2 separate regions of the Homo sapiens genome follow, and region 1 is linked to region 2. A link is a loop called in an ENCODE intact Hi-C map of the cell type or tissue named here. Cell type or tissue: CD14-positive monocyte. All regions are shown on one strand.

Evidence for each region. Peaks named below come from ENCODE experiments on the same cell type or tissue, not always from the same donor. Only the 100,000 strongest peaks of a DNase experiment are listed, where the experiment ranks them.
Region 1: it touches region 2 in a loop (4-fold over the local background); 20 of 110 quality-filtered maps call a loop at or near these places.

What each region holds. Positions count from the first base shown.
Region 1 is chrX:130,025,599-130,030,598 of GRCh38, forward strand. BCORL1 (BCL6 corepressor like 1) reads left to right here. Exons shown (of 14, transcript NM_001379451.1): 8 at 3,037-3,263. Among named protein-coding and RNA genes, the nearest start is that of BCORL1, 45 kb to the left of the region's middle. RefSeq lists an enhancer at 1-83. In CD14-positive monocyte, CTCF peaks have their summits at 2,776 (motif pointing left) and 2,975; a DNase peak (open chromatin) is centred at 2,793.
Region 2 is chrX:129,602,840-129,607,839 of GRCh38, forward strand. No RefSeq gene overlaps it. Among named protein-coding and RNA genes, the nearest start is that of APLN, 50 kb to the right of the region's middle. In CD14-positive monocyte, CTCF peaks have their summits at 2,797 and 4,311 (motif pointing right); DNase peaks (open chromatin) are centred at 1,262, 2,782 and 4,312; H3K4me3 peaks cover 831 bases; H3K27ac peaks cover 499 bases.

The sequences.
Region 1 (5,000 bases), 420 kb after region 2:
GCCCAAGCCCTCCGGTTTCTTATAGAAGTCTGAACCTGTGGGCAAGGCCACGGTGACATCCTTGGCATGGGACAACTGGATACCAGGGAGTTCTCTGGTTGGCTTGAGGGAGTCGAGTCTTTTGGGAGGACGGGTTCTCTCTCCTAGAATCTTGGGTTCAAGAAGACAGAGGGCATCGGCTGCCTTTCCTGGGATACTTGCAGCCTCTAAGCTAAAAAGAAGTACAGTGGGTTCTTCAAACCAACAGAAGAACTTCAAGTAGAAACGGGCACAGCATTGCTTTATCCGTTAAAGCCACAGTGATTATTCAGAGGCGGAGTGAAGCTTTGAGGTGACCCAAAGTAGCATCATTTTTGTTGGACCTGAGTTGAGAAGGCAGGCAGCCCAAAGAGAAAACCAGGCTTTCTCTGACCACATCAAATGCTGTGATATACCATTCCGGAGGCACAGACTGTCACAAGATGCTAATATCAGTATGTTCCACTGAGTACTGTTCAGGCCCATTCCTATAGTGGATTTCTAAATGAGCAAAAAGCACATCTTTGGGTTTTATAAGAACACCTCTGTCTCTCACTCTCATTCTCTGACCTCTACCCTGGAAGCAGCAATTGATTGCCTCCTATGATGTATTCATCCTGAGCTGCCGGTAAACATCCGCTGTCTCCTTATTAGCTAAAACTGAATAACCTCATATTGAGTGGGTAGTAGAGTCCAGGTTTGCTATAATGCAAAGACGGCTTAACCTCATTTCCGGCTCTGTTTAAGTGGAGGTGTATATGATACCCATCTCTACGCTCAAGAGAGTAATTGAGCTAATTTTCATCAACTATGTGACAGAGTGGGAACAATTCTCTTTCTTCTGCTAGAGCAATAATAGATTGGTCAGGAATGAGTTGTCAAGCTGTTGGCCTCAGCCACTTGTGTTAGGATGAAGAGGAGCTTTTGTGTATCACCTAATCTTCTCTAATGGCACCTGGTTTCCTAGCATGGAAGCTTCCTGTGGAACATATTGGCGCTTGGAACCAGAAGGACCTTCGAGGTTGCCTGGTCCAGTTTGCCACCCAATGCAAAGATAGAGATCTCCACAGCATTCTTGACAGGTAGCCAGCCAGCCTTTTCATGAACACACCTCCAGTAACGCAGAGAACACCACCAATCAAGGCATCCTACTTGATTTGGGGGCAGCTCCAGTTGTTGGAAAGTAGGTCATTCTTCCTCTGTGGATGTGTCTAAGGGTTTTGCATTGAGGCAGCTGGATTTGGCACATGGTCTGGTTACTTTCCTCCAGATCTGATGATGGCATCTTCGTGCAGGAATTTGGCAAAGGCCAAATGAGGCAGGTTACCCTGCTTCTGTCTGAGCCTCCTGACTTTTCTTTTCATCCTGGTTTTGGTTATCTCCCTTCTTGACCTGCGGAGCAGGTAGGCAGAGCCACTTCCACTCACACACCTGCCACCTCCGCTCTCTAGTCCTTTGTGGGCTACTATAAAGCCTTCACTTCTCTGCAATTGAATAAACACCCGAGCCTGCCCTGCCCTGGGTAAACAAGGTGGGGGGCTGTTTCTTTGCCTGTAGCATTGAACACTGTAATATGACTTCTTCATGTTTCCTGGGGTCCTCACAAGGCATGGTTCTGTTCCTTCCTCTTTTGCCTCAGCCCAAATGTGTCGCATCAAAAGCTGGAGTTTAGAACATTCTGACTGGAAGTGCTATTAGAGACCATGTAGTACAGCAATTCCTGGACAGGCTATGGGGCCCCACTAGCGGGCTGAGGCTAGCTGGGAGAAAGGGATGGCATGACAGCTGGCCTTCCAGGAACTGTGCATAAGCTGCAGCCAACTCCTTGTGCTGAAATGATGGCTTCCACATCTGGATCTGCCTTTGTCAATGTCACATGTGAGAGCCCGTGTCAGGGTTGAGAGAGGCGAGTTGAGAACTCTTCAATCTCAGTCCCTTCATTTCACTAATTGCTAGGCATGGTGTTCATTCCTTTGGGGAGGAAAACACACGGGCATGGCTCCACCTCAAGAGCTTGTGCTTAAATAACACAATAATGATGTCTTACTTGTTATAACACTTTTTGAAAGGGGTTTTGCATGTATTATCTTATTTAATTCTCATACCACTCTTGTGATGTAGATTATATTCTCCCCATTTTACAGATATGGCAACTGAGGCTCAGAGCAATTAGGACTTGAGCCCAGCCAATCACACAATTGATGGCCAAGCCAAGCAGCACTAATCTTGAGAGATGAGGTTAAACACACAGTCGCCCCTACACACGGGGTTAGGACAGACCCTGTGGGATGAAGCTCTTGATAATGGAGTTCCCGGCAGGCCTTTTTGAAATTAGAATGTGCTTTGTTCAGCAAGCTGTGGCTAAATTAGAGATGTTGCTGGTGTGTTCTAGTGACACCAGTGACTTGATTTTCACCCAGAAAAGGCAGCAGGTTTCTGCCCTTGACTGCCAGCTAGGTAGGCTCATGATGCCTTCTAGTTTCAGGGAGTTCCTGTAGCTTTGATCTTTGTGTCCTCGGAGAGTGACAAATGGGGCAGTCAGGTGAGTAGAGCTGAGGCCATGAAGGCAGCCTTCTACCTTTTCCTCCCTGTTCCCCATGTACTTGATACTTAATGTCAGCAGGACCACCAGATTTGCTTTCATACGGGACTGGAGAAACAGACAAAGGGAATGGGAAAAAAGCAAAAAGAAATTCTGATTTGCTCTGGGCTCTGGGAAAAATCCTGTTAAAATTACCCTTATCTTAGGGCTAGCCAGATGGGCCGCCCCCTGCTGGCAGGGCTGGGAGCTGTCTCCTGCTTGTAGATGAGGGACTTCGATGTTGAAGTATGGTGTGTTCATTCAAGAAGTATTTAGTGGAATAGTCAGCACAGCACTAGATATCGATAGCTGATAGTTATACAACTTTGCACTGCAGTTCTAATCCCCAAAGTCCTCTGATTCATCTTAGAGGAAGGCGTTGCTTTTCTGTGTTCCATTTCTCTGACATCCGTTCTTTTCCTGTTTCTTGCCTTCAGATTTAAAGGCCCGTAAGCAGAAGACTTCCTCCTCCCAAAGTTTGGAGCACCGCCTCAGGAACAGGAACCTTCTCTTGCCCAACAAAGTCCAGGGGATCTCGGATTCACCAAACGGTTTCCTCCCAAATAACCTGGAAGAGCCAGCCTGCCTTGAAAATTCAGAAAAGCCATCAGGAAAACGAAAGTGCAAGACCAAGCACATGGCAACCGTCTCAGAAGAGGCAAAGGTGTGTAGCTATCAAGGGGTATTGTAGAAGGTGTGTGTGGCGGGGGGTCAGAGGAGGCAGGAGGGGGGTGGGGGATGGGGAGGATCAAATTAACCCATATTTAGTAAGGCATTCTCAAACTAGTTCTCGAAGGGTTGGGGGTGGATTTGAAGAATGGGAACTAAAGTTATAGTTAATTTTAAGGTCTGGCCCATGATGGCTTTTCCTCTACAATCTTTAGATTTTCTTTGAGTTAAGGAAGAGTTAAAGAATATGGCAGGATGTTAGCTTGAGTAGCTCGTTAACATCCAATCAAGAAGCTTTTGTCTGGGTTTAACTTACTGGAAACCAATCTTGGAACTTTCTGAGTCAATCAAGGTAGAAAACAACTTGTAGGAGGAAGGATTTTAAGGTCCAGACAAAGGTTGATTGAGGGTGAGGCTGAAGGAATTCCACTGGGGCCCAGGTTCTAGCTACTCCTCCCCTACCCTGCTTCCCAGTTCTTTAGCTTCTCATGGAAGCGTAGATGCTAGTGAGTGGGCAGTCACCAATCAACAGCCAGGCAAGCATTCCTAAAACCCTCATCCCAAATCAACATCTCTTTTGGGTCTGATGTTCATGCCATTGGTGTTAGGTTGCATGTTGTATCCTTAGAAAAAATCAGTCTTCAACCTGGGTTAACTTTACATTTGAGAGAAGTGAGGGTCCGGGTTCAAATGTATACCTATAATATGTATTTGTCATTGACAGCCAAAAACAAAAGCCCATCTTCAGCTTGTTTTGGTGGTCGTGATTCTTATTTTTTTTTTTCTCTCTCTCTCTCTCTCTTTTTGAGAGTCACACGCTTTCGCCCAGGCTGGAGTGCAGTGGCACGATCTCGGCTCACTGTAACCTCCGCCTCCTGGGTTCAAGCGATTCTCGTGCCTCAGCCTTGTGAGTAACTGGGATTACAGGCGCCCACCACCACGCCCGGCTAATTTTTGTATTTTTAGTACAAAAATACAAAAAATCACCATGTTGGCCGGGCTGATCTCGAACTCCTGAGCTCAAGTGATCCGCCCGCCTTGGCCTCCCAAAGTGCTGGAATTACAGGCGGAAGCCATCACGCCTAGCGCTTTGGTGGTCATGATTCTTACTGGAATCCCCGAATGGCACTGGCAAGAGGTGGGAGCCCCAAGTGCTCGTCTCCCCTCCTTTCCCCTTCCCCCTCCCAGAACCTCTTTCCAGCTCAGACAAGACTCAAGCTTATTTCTTCATCTTGAAGAATGGAGCTGCTGCTTCATGCCCTTTCTGTCTCACAAGGGTGCTTGGGGGAACAAAGGAAGCAATGTCTGTGACAGGCTTTGATAACCATAAAGTGCTCTCCGAGGGTTGCTGTGCATCATTGTGCTTCGGGCGGAAGCAAGAATGAGGGAACAGAGGCATAGCGTGGCAGGGTAGCAGCGTTCGTTCCCTTGACCCCCTAGAGTGGGAGGACAGGGGCCCAGGGAAAGAGCAGGGAACTCTGGTCTGTGCCAAGCAGTTCATTCACGTTATCGCTCTTAATTCCCGCAGTGGCACTTGGGAGGTAGGCACCTTTATTATCCTCATTTTGTAGTGAGGAAACTGAGGCTCAAGGAGGTTAAGGGACTTGTGCGAGGTTATTGGGTGGTCCTGAGTGATGCAGTTGGGACGTGAAAAAGGCCTGTCTGCCTCTGGAGCCATGGCTCGTTCCATATGTCTCTCAGGCTCTGAATGGGGGGCTTCTGTTTGTATTTG
Region 2 (5,000 bases):
CATTCCTCTGACATGATTCTCACCAAGGTCACCAGCAACCTCCATGCTGCCAAAACCAAAGGTCGTTTCTCAGTCCTCACCTAACCCAACCTCTCAGCAGCATTCCACCCCTTCTTCAGGAACACTCCCTTCACCGGGGTGCAGGAACTCCACACTCTTCCCAGAGTTCCTGCTGCCTCACCAACCACTCCATCTCCATCTCCATTGCAGGCTCCTCTACTTTCTTGGCCCCGCCACTAGATGATGGCATGTGCTGAGGTTTAGGCTTGGGTCACTTCTCTTCTTACTCTATACTCTCTCTCTCGCTCCATAAACCCCACTCACTCCTCTGTCTGCAGCTGTCTCCAAACTCTATCTGAAGCAGTCTGTTGCTGCCACCATACACTTCAGACTTGTTTACAGTGGCATTACATCCTATTCAGGTTTACATCCTTTTTTTTTTTTTTTTTTTTTTGAGACAGAGTCTCGATCTGTCACCCAGGCTGGAGTGCAGCTGCATGATCTCAGCTCACTGCAACCTCCACCTCCCGGGTTCAAGCGATTCCCCTGCCTCAGCCTCCCGAGTAGCTGGGATTACAGGCGTGCGCCACCACGCTTGGCTAATTTTTGTATTTTTAATAGAGATGGGGTTTCACCATGTTGGTCAGGCTGGTCTCGAACTCCTGACCTTGTGATCTGCCCGTCTTGGCCTCCCAAAGTGCTGGGATTACAGGCGTGAGCCACTGCGCCTGGCCAACCATGCTCATTTGTTTATATATTGTCTATACTTGCTTTGGGGCTGCAACAGCAGAGTTGAGTGGTTGCTACAGAGACTGTATGGTCTGCAGAGTCTAAAATACTTACTATCTGACCCTTTACAGAAAGTTTGCCAAACTTTGATCTAGACCAAGCTTGTCCAACCAGTGGCCCGTGGGCTGCATGCGACCCAGGACAGCTTTGCAGGCAGCCCAACACAAATTCATAAAATTTCTTAAAACATTATGAGATGTTTTTGTGATTTGATTTTTTCTTTCTTTTTTTTTCTTTAGCTTTTCAGCTATCGTTAGTGTATTTTATGTGTGGCCCAGGGAAGCCAAAAGATTGGACAGCCCTGATCTACACTGTGGTCTCAGCCTTCACCACTGAAGGCTTGGGGTCCCTTAACATAGTCAGACAGCCAGATGGGAAGGGCTCCCTGGCAGAACCTCCCACGGCCTGCGCACTGGGAAGAATGCGAAGTGGGGTGGAGCCACATAAGTTCCTGTCATTTGCAGCCGGGAGGCGCCAGGCCCCTCCTCTTCCTGGGTGGAACCTGAGATTCAGCAAGCGGAGACAACTCTTTCAAGAAATGTGGCTCACGGCCGTGATCCCAGCACTTTGGGAGGCTGAGGCGGGTGGATCACCTGAGGTCAGGAGTTCGAGACCAGACTGGCCAACATGGTGAAACCCCGTCTCTACTAAAAATACAAAAAATTAGCCGGGCGTGGTGGCGTGCACCTGTAATCCAGCTACTCCTCAGGGGATATAGTAAAGACTAATGACCAAAACTCGAGAGAAAGGAGGGGGCTTGCCATTCCTAGGGCATGGCTCACCATCTGCTGCCAGAGGACATTGGAAGTCAAAGGGAGGCACCAGCAGTGGGTCAGTGACAGCTTCAGCCTCTGCACTACATCCTGAGGTGTCCCCAGTCCTCATAGCACATGCCTGCAGTCTGAAGACAAGAGAGGGAGCTGAGTTTCCTGAGCCAGGCTCCTGTTCAGTCACCCCAGACCAGCTTCAAGCTCTGGCCCACAAAGTCATCTGGGGTCTGGTTGTCTCTCAGCTCCCCTCCTTGGGACATGGATCCTCACCTCTTGCCATACACAGGCTCCAGTGTGGAAGGGATACAGGATGGGGCATTTGGGGGTTCTTTCTGACTGGCTGTGACCCCAGAGAGGGAGGTGTCATGCTGGAGAGTTGGACAGCCACCCTCTATGGCGACCAGCCCTACCACCCGGCCTGGAAACATGCCCACTGTGGGGAACCCAATTGTGAGATTCCCCTCTGCCTCACCCCAGTTTTCTGGGCGGAGATGTCCACAGGCAAGTGTGGGCGGGTCCTCTGGCACATTAAGCTTTATCTGTAGGCTGGTACCTATGAAATCTGGAAGGCTGGGGATTTCGGAATCTCTGACCCATTCAACCTGGAGCATCTTGCTGAGTCCCACCAAGAATGGAGACCTCAGGGCCTAGTTGTTTGATTTGCGAAATGTCATTTTAGGCCACCTCCTTACCAGCGGGTCCACTGCACAAATGTCTTGCTCAGATCCTTAAGAGCTGAGGAGTGCCAACAGCACTCCTGACGGATGGGTGGCCAGCAGCAGAGGCAGGAGCCCTGTGCCCTGCCAGGGGAGAATCAGGAATGAAAAGCTTTCCCAGTGCTGGCTGGGCGCGGTGGTTTACGCCTGTAATCCCAGCACTTTGGGAGGCCGAGCTGGGTGGATTATGAGGTCAGGAGATCAAGACCATCCTGGCTAACATGGTGAAACGCTGTCTCTACTAAAAATACAAAAAATTACCTGGGCGTGGTGGCACGCGCCTATAGTCCCAGCTAGTTGGGAGGCTGAGGCAGAAGAATCGCTTGAACCCAGGAGGCAAAGGTTGCAGTGAGCCCAGATCGTGCCACTGCACTCCAGCCTGGGTGACAGAGCGAGACTCTGTCTAAAACAAACAAACAAACAAAAAACAACTTTCCCAGTGCTTACAAATCCATCTTCCATCTCACCTCGGCCTGCAGTGTGCTGTGTGACCACTAAGAGGCACTGTGAGGTCACAAGAAGCTTGGAGAAGCGCGGCCACCATTTCAGTCCCAGCCTCCGGGAAGTGAGAAAACCCCTAGGGAAAGGTGCAGGATTCTGGGACTCTTTGGGACATCCCTCCCTGGCAGAAAGGATCTATTCTAGTCAGCAGTGGGGACCTGGGCTGGGCACCTCATGCTGGCCGTTGCGAAGGGTGGTGCAAAGAGGAAAAGAACAGAGACCTAAAGGGGCCCTAATTCATCCCAGGCACCGGCCACTGGCAGATGACTGGCCCAAACAAGCCCGGAGGGCCACACTGCAGAACCAAGCAGGAGGCGGAGCCGAGCAGGGAAGGCGGGACCCTGGAGGACGTCTTGGCTCCTGGCTTCGCGGGTTCTTTGGGATGTTTTAGGAAGGACTCTTGACCTCCAGATGTGTGGTGGTTGGAGGTATGGGATGCAGTGGAGGACCCAACACGGAACAAACGGGAGACTGGGTGTTGTTTTGACACCTCCCTTTCATGTTCTCACGTCCATGTCATCGCCAAGTTCTTTCATTTCTACCTCCTGAATATCCCTGGAATTTTTCCCCTTTGACCCAAATCTGCTCCCTCCACCCTTGTCTAAGCCACCATCATCTCTCCTTGATGTCTCCAAGATACGGTTGCCGCATAAAATACAGGACACCCAGTTAAATTTGAATTTCACATAAACACAGAATAATTTTTAGTACATCTTGTACAATACTTGGGATGTACTTATACTAAAAAACCATTGTCTATTATCTGAAATTCCCATTTAACTGGGTATCCGGGGTTTGGTTTTGTTTCACTCTTTTGTTTTGTTTCTAAATCTGGCAACTCGACCAAGAGTTTTCCCAGCCCTGTGCCTCTTCAAGGCTTTCTCTACAGAGCAGCCAGAATGAACATACAGAAATTCAAATCTACCCAGGTCACTGCCTTGCTTAAAACCCTGACCACCTCCCAGCTCTCAACTCCATCTTCCACTGTTTCCCTAAGCCCACAGCATGCCCCCAGCAAACCAAATACACTGTTGCCTCTTAAATGTGCCCCACATCCTTCTACACACTCCCATCCCTGTCCAGCCACCTAAAGAATTCAAACATGGTTATCAAACTCAACTACCACCCCTTTTTGTCAGGCTCTTCCAGACATGTCGCCTGCCTCCCCCAAGCCAAGCACGCCCTCTTTGCACTGTATAGTAGCCTTTTGTAGAGCACTTGTTTAGCTGTATCTAAATGATTTGTTTAGGTGTCTGACTTCCCCCACTAGACTGTGTCCTCCTTCAAGGAAGGGGCCCAGTGTTATTCATCTTTGCAACCACAGTGCACAGCACAGTGCGTGGCCCAGAGTGGGGCATTCAATGAAGGAAGGAAAGAAGGAAGGAAGTAAGGAAGGAAGGAAGGAAGGAAGGAAGGAAGGAAGGAAGGAAGGAAGGAAGGAAGGAAAATTCGTGATTCCAAATCTGAAGCCTAGATGGGCCACTGGAAGTGACTGCAATGACAGTACAGGACACCAGGGGGCAGAATAACCTCAGTTTTCTTTAAGGGAGAGGGGCGTGGTACAGAAAGCCGACTTCTTGGCTCTGGGCTTCCTTCTCCAGTTCCAAAGAGAAGAGTTTTATTGTTTTGTTTTGTTTTTAAATCACGGAAACATAAAACAAGAATGGACCTTAAGAGACCATGGGAACCAGTCCTCTGCTTTTTCGTAGTTAAAAAATTCTTTGCATTTCCACTTAACTATCTGTTTTCAGGTGGTGAAAAACATCCTTTGGTTTGTTACAGACAAATCACAGAGAGGTTAGAGGACTTGCTCCAAATTACCCAGCAAGTGAGCAGTACAAGGAGGCCTGGAGCCCAGTGTTCTGCAGACATGATCCCATTTCATCCTCACTGCAGCCCCATGAGCGAGGCACTATTGTTGTCTTACAGGTGGGGAACATAGAGAGGTTGTCATCTGACTGGATCACACCGTGGTAGAGCAGGGAGTTGGATGAATGCAGGCAGGTCTCCAATCTTCCTTTCTAGTGTCCCTACCTCTCTTACACTCTCAAATCTTTGCTTGGCTCTTTTTTTTTTTTTTTTTTTTGACAGAGTCTCACTCTGTCGCCCAGGCTGGAGTGCAGTGGCGCCATCTCGGCTCACTGCAAACTCTGCCTCCCGGGTTCAAGTGATTCTCCTGCCTCAGCCTCCCTAATAGCTGGGACTACAGGCGCGTGCCACCACA